Linked DNA regions of Homo sapiens: region 1 is linked to region 2. Evidence: chromatin contacts called from ENCODE Hi-C data. All regions are on one chromosome and are shown on one strand. The core of a region is the stretch at or near the end of the contact, and the rest is flanking DNA. Distances in the headings are between cores, read along the strand shown. Region 1 holds the start of EDRF1-DT (EDRF1 divergent transcript). Region 2 holds the start of WDR11 (WD repeat domain 11).

Evidence for each region. Hi-C counts contacts between places; a loop is a spot of excess contacts on that map. Pooled maps may share reads with other maps.
Region 1: a loop to region 2 is called in a map of CD8-positive, alpha-beta T cell, with 6 times the contacts of the local background. The contact joins the promoter of EDRF1-DT here to the promoter of WDR11 in region 2. A Hi-C loop is called at or near these places in 1 of 168 maps with a recorded cell type or tissue (CD8-positive, alpha-beta T cell), 3 of 37 single-sample maps with no recorded cell type and 8 of 50 pooled maps.

The regions. Positions count from the first base shown.
Region 1 is chr10:125,715,610-125,721,561 of GRCh38, forward strand. It overlaps EDRF1-DT (EDRF1 divergent transcript), which reads right to left and starts at 3,884. Exons shown (of 5, transcript NR_033847.1): 1 at 3,813-3,884. EDRF1 (erythroid differentiation regulatory factor 1) reads left to right here and starts at 4,100. Exons shown (of 25, transcript NM_001202438.2): 1 at 4,100-4,306; 2 at 5,595-5,803. The coding sequence starts at 4,199. RefSeq lists enhancers at 3,216-3,325, 3,806-3,885, 4,001-4,983.
Region 2 is chr10:120,849,828-120,856,234 of GRCh38, forward strand. WDR11 (WD repeat domain 11) reads left to right here and starts at 1,535. Exons shown (of 29, transcript NM_018117.12): 1 at 1,535-1,679; 2 at 2,697-2,808. The coding sequence starts at 1,594. WDR11-DT (WDR11 divergent transcript) reads right to left here and starts at 1,352. Exons shown (of 3, transcript NR_033850.1): 1 at 867-1,352. RefSeq lists enhancers at 1,177-1,721, 1,200-1,319, 1,480-1,949, 1,722-2,265, 1,960-2,019.

The DNA.
Region 1 (5,952 bases), core at 2,634-5,133, 4.9 Mb after region 2:
GCTGCCATTGCTTTTGGTGTTTTAGACATGAAGTCCTTGCCCATGCCTATGTCCTGAATGGTAATGCCTAGGTTTTCTCCTAGGGTTTTTATGGTTTTAGGTCTAACGTTTTAAGTCTTTAATCCATCTTGAATTGATTTTTGTATAAGGTGTAAGGCAGGGATCCAGTTTCAGCTTTCTACATATGGCTAGCCAGTTTTCCCAGCACCATTTATTAAATAGGGAATCCTTTACCCATTGCTTGTTTTTCTCAGGTTTGTCAAAGATCAGATAGCTGTAGATATGCGGCGTTATTTCTGAGGGCTCTGTTCTGTTCCATTGATCTATATCTCTATTTTGGTACCACCATGCTGTTTTGGTTACTGTAACCTTGTAATATAGTTTGAAGTCAGGAAGTGTGATGCCTCCGGCTTTGTTCTTTTGGCTTAGGATTGACTTGGCAATGCGGGCTCTTTTTTGGTTCCATATGAACTTCAAAGTAGTTTTTTCCAATTCTGTGAAGAAAGTCATTGGTAGCTTGATGGGGATGGCATTGAATCTGTAAATTACCTTGGGCAGTATGGCCATTTTCACGATATTGATTCTTCCTACCCATGAGCATGGAATGTTCTTCCATTTCTTTGTATCCTCTTTTATTTCATTGAGCAGTGGTTTGTAGTTCTCCTTGAAGAGGTCCTTCACGTCCCTTGTAAGTTGGATTCCTAGGTATTTTATTCTCTTTGAAGCAATTGTGAATGGGAGTTCACTCATGATTTGGCTCTCTATTTGTCTGTTATTGGTGTACAAGAATGCTTGTGATTTTTGTACATTGATTTTGTATCCTGAGACTTTGCTGAAGTTGCTTATCAGCTTAAGGAGATTTGGGGCTGAGACAATGGGGTTTTCTAGATATACAATCATGTCATCTGCAAACAGGGACAATTTGACTTCCTCTTTTCCTAATTAAATACCCTTTATTTCCTTCTCCTGACTAATTGCCCTGGCCAGAACTTCCAACACTATGTTGAATAGGAGTGGTGAGAGAGGGCATCCCTGTCTTGTGCCAGTTTTCAAAGGGAATGCTTCCAGTTTTTGCCCATTCAGTATGATATTGGCTGTGGGTTTGTCATAGATAGCTCTTATTATTTTGAGATACAGCCCATCAATACCTAATTTATTGAGAGTTTTTAGCATGAAGAGTTGTTGAATTTTGTCAAAGGACTTTTCTGCATCTATTGAGATAATCATGTGGTTTTTGTCTTTGGTTCTGTTTAAATAACTAAAATCAGAGCAGAACAGAAGGAAATAGAGACACAAAAAACCCTTCAAAAAATTAATGAATCCAGGAGCTGGTTTTTTGAAAGGACCAACAAAACTGATAGACTGCTAGCAAGACTAATAAAGAAGAAAAGAGAGAAGAATCAAATAGATGCAATAAAAAATGATAAAGGGGATATCACCACCGATCCCACAGAAATACAAACTACCATCAGAGAATACTACAAACACCTCTATGCAAATAAACTAGAAAATCTAGAAGAAATGGATAAATTCCTCGACACATACACCCTCCCAAGACTAAACTAGGAAGAAGTTGAATCTCTGAATAGACCTATAACAGGCTCTGAAATTGTGGCAATAATCAATAGCTTACCAACCAAAAAGAGTCCAGGACCAGATGGATTCACAGCCGAATTCTACCAGAGGTACAAGGAAGAACTGGTACCATTCCTTCTGAAACTATTCCAATCAATAGAAAAAGAGGGAATCCTCCCAACTCATTTTATGAGGCCAGCATCATCCTGATACCAGAGCCGGGCAGAGGCACAACCAAAAAAGAGAATTTTAGACCAATATCCTTGATGAACATTGATGCAAAAATCCTCAATAAAATACTGGCAAACCGAATCCAGCAGCACATCAAAAAGCTTATCCACCATGATCAAGTGGGCTTCATCCCTGGGATGCAAGGCTAGTTCAATATATGCAAATCAATAAATGTAAAGAATAAATTTTAAATCACTTCATTTTACGGCTCAGAGGTCTGTTTTGTGGACACAGAGACAGAAATGGAGACGTTTTTAAAATTAAGATCATATTGCACATTGGCTTTTTTTTTTTTATACGGAGTCTCGCTCTGCTGCCCAGGCTGGAGTGCAGTGGTGCAATCTCGGCTCACTGCCAGCTCCGTCTCCTGGGTTCACACCATTCTCCCGCCTCAGGCTCCTGAGTAGCTGGGACTACAGGTGCCTGCCACCAAACCTGGCTAATTTTGTTTTTGTATTTTTAGTAGAGACGGGGTTTCACCGTGTTAGCCAGGATGGTCTCGATCTCCTGACCTCGTGATCCACCCGCATCTGCCTCCCAAAGTGCTGGGATTACAGGCGTGAGCCACCGCGCTAGGCTGCATATTGGCTTTTTAAAATTTCACTTATCACTTAACATTATATGATATGCAATTTAAATGTTCTTAAATATTCCTGAAAAACAAGTTTATGGTTGCACAGGGTTTATTTTCTACCAAAACCAAATTTGACTATCCTCCTCCTAGTGTTAGATATTATGTTCAACTTTTCACCATAAAAAACAATGCATAACTTGCAAAAACCAAAAAAGAATTATTGGCTGCAATATTCAAATGAAATGATAAAAATCAAAATCAATACATGTTGAAGTAAATGTCTACAAAATACACTATTATATCAAATTAACTGTTAAATTTAATTCACTATTATTATTTTTTTAAGACAGAGTCTCACTATCGCCCAGGCTGGAGCGCAGTGTTGCCATCTCTGCTCACTGCAACCTCTGCCTCCCAGGTTCAAGCGATTCTCCTGCCTCAGCCTCCCTAGTAGCTGGGATTACAGGCGCCCACCACCACATCTGGCTAATTTTTGTATTTTTAGTAGAGATGGGGTTTCACCCTGTTCGTCAGGCTGGTCTCGATCTCCTGACCTCAGGCAATCTGCCCACCTCGGCCTCCCAAAGTGCAGGGATTAAAGGCGTGAGCCACCGCGCCCGGCCTGTTAAATTTAATTCATAAAATTGTTTTGTTACATTTGAAAGCAATTTGTGAGTTGAATGCTTACTCATCAGGAGCATTCCTGAAAACGGACAGGACAGTGAGTTGTAAGAGCCAAACGTGAATTACAAATTGAGACAGCCAAATTGCAAGAGCCAAGTTAATTTTTAAAAACACTTTCTGTATCTTACGGCACAACAAAACACTTTTACTACAAAACATGTATTGTATAACGGATGTGGCTGCGTTTGACAGTTTGAGATGACACTGAGGAGTGTGAAAGAGAGCCTGGACCTTCAAAGCTTGCAAACGGCCCGGGCTATTTCTCCACCTCTTCGCTACTCAAAGCGCTGGCATCGTTTCCTGGGAACCTGTGAGAAATGCCGAGTCTCGGACCCATCCAGAGCGCCCGAATGGAAACCTAGGCGTTACGAGGCCCCAGGTTCAGCGTCTCACGGGTCCTGCACCACCTGGGACGCCCCGCAAGCAGCGGGCATGCCGGGCCCCCAGAAGACTCCGAAAGCCACCCATTCCCTAAACGGGGAGGGCCTCGTCCGCGCGTCCCAGCGCCCTCCCCGGAAGCCCCGCCGCTCCCACACCCAGGATGGGGCCACATGGGCACTAAAAGGCGGGCAGGAGCGCCCAGTCTCGAGATGGCTGGCTCGCCTTTCCAGTCCGGGCCCTCGGGGTGCCCGTGTGAAAAGATGTGACACTGAAGCCTGGGGAAGAAGTTTGAACCTCTCACTAATTCACGTAACGGGAGCCGCCGGCAGCGCTGACGGCTGCACCTCCCCTCCCACGCGGACACTACCTGCAGGATCGGACGACCCCCAGAACTGTTTGCCAACAAAGACATGCAGGGGGCGGAGCCTGAGCGTCAGATACCGTGAGCGGCGTGCAGAGGGCGGAGCCTAGGAGTCAGATACCGCGAGAAGTAGTCTCCCGAAGAGGTTCGGACAAGCGCAGGCGCACTACAATTCCCGCCCTGGCCGCGAAGGTGGCACCCGCAGCGGGAGGCGGGGCCGGGCCTTCGGGACAAAGATCGCGAGATTTAATGGCGAGTCACAGCTACTTCTTCCTGGCAGAGACCGGAAGTGCGGTCCGCGGAGCGTCTCTGGCGCTTACCCTGCTTTGGGCCTGCGTTGCTGCTGCTGCTCCTCCGCTCCCCCGTCGTATCGCCTGCCCTGGATCGAAGTGATGGGGGATGCCAAGGAGGCCGGAGCCGAGGGTCCGCCGGCCGGGGCCGCCGCTCGAGGAGGGCTCAGCCTCCTGTCCCAGGGAGAATCCGAGGAATCTTCTGCACAGGTGAGTCCTCCGCGGAGGGGGACCTGCCAGGGATGTGGGAGCGGAGGACCCGCTCCACCGGGGAGGGATGCCACGGTTCCCGGCAGATTCTGGAGGCTTCTCCATGTTTCCCTGACACCCCCAAAACAGGGAGTTGAAGTCCATGCTCCAGTCGGCAGGTATTCGTATTAAAAGCAGTTCTGGTAGCCGACAGGTGAATTAGATACGATCTTTCCTCTCAAGGAGGGTACATGTAAATATGTCGTTCCAAAACGTGGCACAGTCGTGCAAAGCAGGAGGGAAGAAACGGTGCCAGGTAGTGACTCGCCGAGAATGAGACCGAACTAATTCACAAAGGGTGTAAAATGTTTGCCATGCAGAAGAGGTACTGCGTGAAAGGTTAGAATATTGAACCCAGACGCCGAACTTGCTTTGGGAGTGTGCAAGTGCAGGCTGTGAGGAACGAACCCCCAATGCCTTTCTATGAAGTTAGAGACTCAAGAGTATTTGAACCATGCATGCATGCATGAACCGATGCATCGATTACTAAATATTTGCATTAAAACAAAAAGCCCAAATGTTCTACCAGACTATTTTATGAATGATGTGTTATTAAAATTAAAATACATCTTTGGCCGGGCGCGGTGGCTCACGCCTGTAATCCTAGCACTTTGGGAGGCCGAGGTGGGTGGATCACCTGAGGTCGGGGAGTTCGAGACCAGCCTGGCCAACATGGCAAAACCCTGTCTCTACTAAAAATACAAAAATTAGCCGGACGTGGTAGTGCACGCCTGTAATTCCAGCTACTAGGGAGGCTGAGGCAGGAGAATGGCGTAAACCCCAGAAGCCGAGGTTGCAGTGAGCCATGATTGCTCCACTGCACCCTAGCCTGGGCGACAAAGCAAGACTGCGTCTCAAAAAAAAAAAAAAAAAGAATTAAAATACATCTTTAATACTGAAAATAGGCTTTACTAAAGTTTGCATCTAGTTAACATGATACCATTGAGTCTCCTTGGTTTCTGCTTCTCCACTTTACATGAATACATTTTAAAAGAGATGTGGGTGGTCCATTTTCTAGCTGATAACCATAACCATCATACTCCTTGACTCATCTTTTTTCTTTGAAGTTGGTGTAAAAGAACTAAGTAAATGTTACCATTTATGCTCAAATTTATTAAGTGCTGTTAGTAACATGTGGCATACGTTCCTTGTGAAGCCTGGTGTGACAGGTTCTTGTTTTCTTTTTATAAAGGTGAGATTTTTCGTTCTTAGTAATTTTCATTAAAGTTTCACCCAATGTGTTAATTAGGGATCAGCTTTATTTCTTGGAGGCAATGAAGTGAAGAGCCGAGCTGTGGTGAAATACTCTTCTGCCCCTCCTCGAACAGCATTTGCACGCCTTGAAGAGAAAACAGACTTGAAACTCCCACCTGCCAACTGGTTACGAGAGAGTGCCAAACTAGGGCCAGCAGGAACTACCATTCTTGGCAACAGCAAGAAAAGCAAGCCATTTTCAAGGTAAATATTAATCAGTGGCATTTTTACCTGCCCCTCCACCCTCACTTAAAACTCTTATTTGCTTTTAAATTCAGTTTGTAATGCCTATTAACTTGTCGAGATTTCTCTTTAGAGAAAGATCACATTTGATTTTCAAAGGCTTTTTATTC
Region 2 (6,407 bases), core at 285-2,784:
TTTCTCCTTCTCTTATTCCATTTAGTTTCTCAATTCATCCAAAACCGTATCCAGGCCGTCACCAATCATTCTATACGACAAATGTTTCTTCTTACATCCCCACAATATCACCCCTTACCACAAGACCTCCCTTCAGCTTAATCTCTCCCACTGTAGGTTCCCACGCCACCCCTAATCCCACTTGAAGCAGCCCTGAGAAACATCACCCATTCTCTCTCCATACCACCCCCCAAAAATTTTCGCCGCCTCAACACTTCAACACTATTTTGTTTTGTCTTATTAATATAAGAAGGCAGGAATGTCACGCCTCTGAGCCCAGGCCAGGCCATCGCATCCCGTGACTTGCATGTATACATCCAGATGGCCTAAAGTAACTGAAGATCCACAAAAGAAGTACAAACAGCCTTAACTGATGACATTCAACCACTGTGATTTGTTCCTGCCCCACCCTAACTGATCAATGTACTTTGTAATCTCCCCCACCCTTAAGAAGGTTCTTTGTAATTCTCCCCACCCTTGAGAATGTACTTTGTGAGATCCACCCCTGCCCACCAGAGAACAACCCCCTTTGACTAATTTTCCATTACCTTCCCAAATCCTATAAAACAGCCCCACCCCTATCTCCCTTCGCTGACTCTTTTCGGACTTAGCCCACCTGCACCCATGTGAAATAAACAGCTTTATTGCTCACATAAAGCCTGTTTGGTGGTCTCTTCACACGGACGCGCATGAAACTAACAATGTATTGGGGAGAGAAACACACATCTGCAAATATCATTGCTGAAAAGAAATCATTGCATTAAGTGCTATAGTTAAAGCGTATAAACCCAACACTGAACACAAAGGAGGGAAGGACTGGGTCTGACCTGGAGAGCAGCAGAGGAGAAAGTGCGAAATGAAAGGTACCCAGCAACAGACAAAGGGTCACACTTGGCCCCAGACATAGTGCTTCTTCCTCAAGTGCGAAGGGAGTATTGCAAACACCAGATATGCAGTGTTATCTGTATTTGGAAATTGTTTATATTCAGGCCATTCACTTCATTCAGTCTGGCAATTTCATTCAATTAATCTCATTCATTTCTTAATTAATCTCATTCATTATTCTCTGTAAACTCCACGAGAGCGGAGACTTTGTGTCTTCTTCATCGGTAGATCCCCCATGCCTACTGGCACTAGTAGTTGCCCTAAATTCACTTATCAAAGGCAGCAAGAATAACTGGGACTCTTCTCTCTTGCTTTTCACGATTTCCAGCAGGGCACAAAGGCCTACAGTCCCCACCTGAAAAAAACAGACTTGACTGGAGGCAGCGCCTCTTCTTCCAAATACAGCCCCAGCTGACGCAGATTAGCACAACCGCCTAAGCGGCGGAACTCTGGAGAGTGCGGAACCTAGGATCCTAGGAAACTGAAGGCAACGGAACCTGGGGGCGATGGAATCCGGGAGCGGTGGAACCCGGAGCCTGTAGAACTTGAATCTAGAGGAACCTGACAGCGGCGCCGAGGGGGCCACCCGGACTCTGTTTGGAACGGAAGCACAGTGTCCGCCGCTTCCTGGTTGCGGGTCAGCGCCCAGGTCCTGGGCTGGCCGCCGGGATGTTGCCCTACACAGTGAACTTCAAGGTGTCGGCGCGCACCCTCACGGGGGCCCTCAACGCCCACAACAAGGCGGCGGTGGACTGGTGAGGACGCCGAGCTTCCAGGTCGCCAGGATCGGCCAGGAATGTGTGAGGGGGAAGGGGGAAGGACAAGAGGTTTCACCCCCTGGTTAGTTTGGCCTCGCTAAGGCAGGGAGCCGCCCTCACGCAATGAGCTTGCTTTCAGTTGGTGGATTTTTGTTGTTACAAAAGTGATAATAGCCCCGTGTGGGAAATTCCCCCATGCAAATACATTTCCCCTCTTTCTCGCGTATTTCTCTGCTGTTTTCTCTGCACCTCGCCCTTTTGCCGTTCCATTCCTCTCTCTTTTCCTCTCCTCCAGCTTCCAGGCTTCTCTCTCTCCACCATTAATTCCCTGTGCACTTTCTCTTTCCCATCCTGTCTTTTCTTTTTCGTTGTCTTGTATTCCTGTTGTCTTTCAACAATGTGCCAGACCCTGTGCTAGGCGCCTGTTCTTTCACCTGTCCTTTTCACCTCTTTTCGGGCTCCTCCTGTGTAGAACATTCCTGCCTTCAACAGGTCGTCTTTATTACTCTCTCCTTTCACTATAAATTACTACTGCAGCTCTGAAAACTACTCATTAGACAAATGTAAAGCAAAATTCTGTGGCTGTGGGATGTTGTTAGGAGGACTGAAACGTCTTGTGCAGTGTTTGTCGTTTTATTTAGTTGGAAGGACTAGGATTAGTCGCAGTATCCCCAGGCACATTGTGGATACTAAGGATTAGAAATCGGATAAGCGAAAGACGTATGCCTACAAGAACAGTCAGAGGGCACAAGTTCCTTTTTATGTCCTCGGGTCTCTATTTTCATATCTTTTAGAACTTTTTTTATCCGAATGAAAAGTGAATTTCAACAAGCATTTTAAGCTTAGCCAGATCTTTTATTTAAGTGGGATAATGATAAATACTGGCCTTTGGGTTTAAATGATTTTATTAATGGTGGTACATATGAATTAGACTTATCATTTATTTAGGCTTGGCAAGAAAGAAGTCGTCCTGCTTTGTTCTGTACTTAAACTTTAACATTACTGTTTTGCTAGGGGCTGGCAAGGTTTAATTGCTTATGGATGTCATTCACTTGTGGTAGTGATTGATTCCATTACTGCCCAAACTCTTCAAGTTTTAGAAAAGCATAAAGCTGATGTTGTAAAGGTAAGTAAAATCCCACTTTGACGCTAACATGTTGTCTAGTCTAAAGTTTAATACTGTGTATCACTAAGCTCTCATTAAGTCTTACGTGTAAGTGTTGAATAGCTTTTAAATATAACAACCTATTTGGGGTAGCCTAGAATTTTCATATATATGACTTAATGTCAATACAGGGTGAGTTATTAAATGCTAGTTGTTAGATCATTTTAAGGCAGATGAAAGTTCTACCATTTACAAGACCACTCAGTCATTCCTTAGTTTTGAGCACTTACCATATGCTATGGATATGGAGATGAAAGCCCTCAGATAATTCTCCATCTTATAAGGAAGACTCACAGCGTGATAGTGTGATAAGTGAGACTTGCGTAACACGCTGTGAGAAAACAGAGGAGCTGCATATTGCCTGGTTGTGAGGAGAGTCACAGAAGTCTACAGTTTCAAGACTAGTAGACAGTAGTTAGCCAAGTAAAAAATTGACAAGGAGCATTGCAGGGAAAAGCAAGAATATACACAGAAGTAAGTAGCGTGCCATAAAGATGGCTAAAGATGGGACACTTGTAGGAGTGATGAAATAAGAGGCAGCCAGAGAGATTCAGCTGTCTGTCCTGAAGTTTTGTAAGATTACGAAGGAGTTTGGATTTTTTTTTTTTTTAGACAGAATCTCACTCTGTCGCCCAGGCTGGAGTGCAGTGGCATGATCTCGGCTCACTGTAAGCTCCACATCCTGGGTTCACGCCATTCTCCTGCCTCAGCCTCCTGAGTAGCTGGGACTACAGGCACCCACCACCATGCCCAGCTAATTTTTTGTATTTTTAGTAGAGACCGGGTTTCACCATGTTAGCCAGGATGGTCTCGAGCTCCTGACCTCGTGATCCACCCGCCTTGGCCTCCCAAAGTGCTGGGATTACAGGTGTGAGTCACCGCGCCCAGCAGGAATTTGGATTTTTGAGTAGGAGATTGATGTGACCATATTCGCGTCTTAGAAAAACTCTGGCAGCAGTGGAGGATCTGCTGAAGAAATGCAAGACTGGAGGCAGTAAGATCATTTAGGAGATTTCTGCAGTAATTTTGGTGGGAAATTCTAAGGGCCTAAAATAAAGCTGGGGCATGGAGAAGTCATGTTTAAGAGCAGCAAAGAGGTAAACCTGATAGCCTTTATAGTGATCAGTATAAAGGAGAGTAAGAGAATAGAGTGACTCCAAGGTTTCTTTTGGTGTAATTGAATGACAGTGTTTCCAGTTATCAGAGGTAAGCATCTGTGAAGTCAGTGAATTTTTAAGTTTTCAACATGCAAAATCTGAGATGCCTGTAATATATTGCATTATAGTGATCCGGGCTTTAGGAGATAGGTCAGGATTAGAGATAGAGATTTGGAGTCTTTTTCTTTTTTAAATAATAGCTTTATTGAGATACTCATACCATAAAATGTACTGACTTAAAATGCACAATTCTGTGGCTTTTAGTATATCCACAGTTAATGCAGCCACAATTACAATGAACTTTTTTACCTCAAAAAGAAACCCTATATCCACTAGCAGTCATATTCCATTTCCCCCATTTCCCTCATCCTTTGGCAACCACTGACCTACTTTCTGTGTCTGTAGACTGGCCCATTCTGGGGATTTTATATAAATTGAATCATATAATTTGTGGTCTTTTGTGCATGACTTCTTTCACTTAGGATAATGTTTTCATGGTTCATCTGCGTTGTAGCATATATCAATACTCTGTTACTGATGAATAATATTCCACTGTAAGGATGTATCACATTTATTTTATTGATGGACATTTGGATATTTTGTACTTTTTGCCTGTTACGAATAATGCTGCTTTGCACATTCATGTGCAAGTTTTGTGTGAACCTGTGTTTTCATTTCCCTTGAGTATGTTTCTAGGGGTGGAATTACTGACTCATATGGTAACTCTGTTTAACTTTTTGAGGAACTGCTGGACTGTTTTCCAAATTAACATTCTCATTAGTAGTGTATGAGGAGTCTAATTTGTCCAAATCCTCACCAACGCTTGCTGTTCTCTGTTCTTTTGATTATAACCATCCTAATGGGTATGAATTGATTCTCATTGTGGCTTTGGTTTGCATTTCCCTGATGGCTAAAGGTGTGGAGTATCTTTTCATGTGCTTATTGGCCATTTGTATATCTTCTTTGGAGAAATGTCTATGCAGGTCCTTTGCCCATTTTAAAATTGTATTATTTATCTTTTTATAATTGAGTCGTAAGATTTCTTTGTATACAGTAGTCCTCCCTTATCCAGAAGGGAAATGTTCCAAGACCCCAGTGGAAGCCTGAAACCCTGGATAGTACTGAACCCTATATATATTGTGCTTTTTCTCATACATACTTACTTATGATAAAGTTTATAAACCAAACCCTGTATATACTGTTTTGTCTCATACATACTTACCTATGATCAAGTTTATAAATTAGGCATAATAAGAGATTAACAACAATAACTAATAATAATAAAGGAGAACAATTATAACAATACATCAGCATTACTACTCTTGCACTTTGGGGGCATTATAAAGTAAAATAAGGGTTACTTGAACATAGCACTGAGATATCACAACAGTTGATCTGATAATCAGTATGGCTACTGAGGGCAGGTGGTGTATACAGCATGGATGTTCTGGACAAAGGGATGATTTATGATTAAGGCAGGATGGAACAGGACAGTGGGAGATTTCATCATGCTATTCAGAAAAGCGCATAATTTATGAATTGTTTATTTTTAGACTTTTTTGTGTCATATGTTTGGATTGATACATGATTTGCAAATATTTTCTCTCAATTTGTGGGTTGTCTTTTTACTTTCTTGGTGGTGTCTTTTGAAGAACAAAACTTTTTCATTTTGATGTAGTCCAATTTATTATTTTGTATTGTTGTTGCTTGTACTTTTTGTGCCATATCCAAGAAACCATTGCTTTCTCCAATATCAAGAAGATATATACCTTTGTTTTTTTCTTAGAATTTTAGAGCTTTAGCTTTTAATCCATTTTGAGTTAATTTTTATATATGATGTGAAATAGGGAAAAATACTATTAATTTTTGTTTATTGATCATATCCTGTAATCTAGCTAACTTCACTTAGTAGATCTATTTAATAGTAATTTTGGGTAAATTTTTTTTAAGTAGACAGTCATGTCACTGCAAGTGACTGCAGTTTAATGTTTTCATTGATAATCTGTGTGTCTTCTATTTTTCTTGCCATGTTGCATTGGCTAGGACCTCTACTACAATGAATGGGAGAGTAGTGAGAGGATACTCTTGTCCTGTTCCTGAGCTTAGGGGGAAAGTATTCAGTCTTTCATCAAGTCTGATGTAAGGTATAGGGTGTTTTGGGAAAAATATATTTACCTTCTCTTTCCCTCTCTGTTTCCTTTCCCCTACACTGCCCCTTGGCATTTCTGGAGCTTTTATTTCTTTATGTAGGTCCAAGTTTCAGTCTGGTATTATATTCCCATCGACTGAAGAATTTACTGTAAGTTCTTAAAGTGCCTGTCTAATATTGGTTGATTCTCTTAGCTTTTATTTCTCTGAGAAAGTATTTCACCTTTGTTTTCGAAAGATAATTTTCAAAGGATA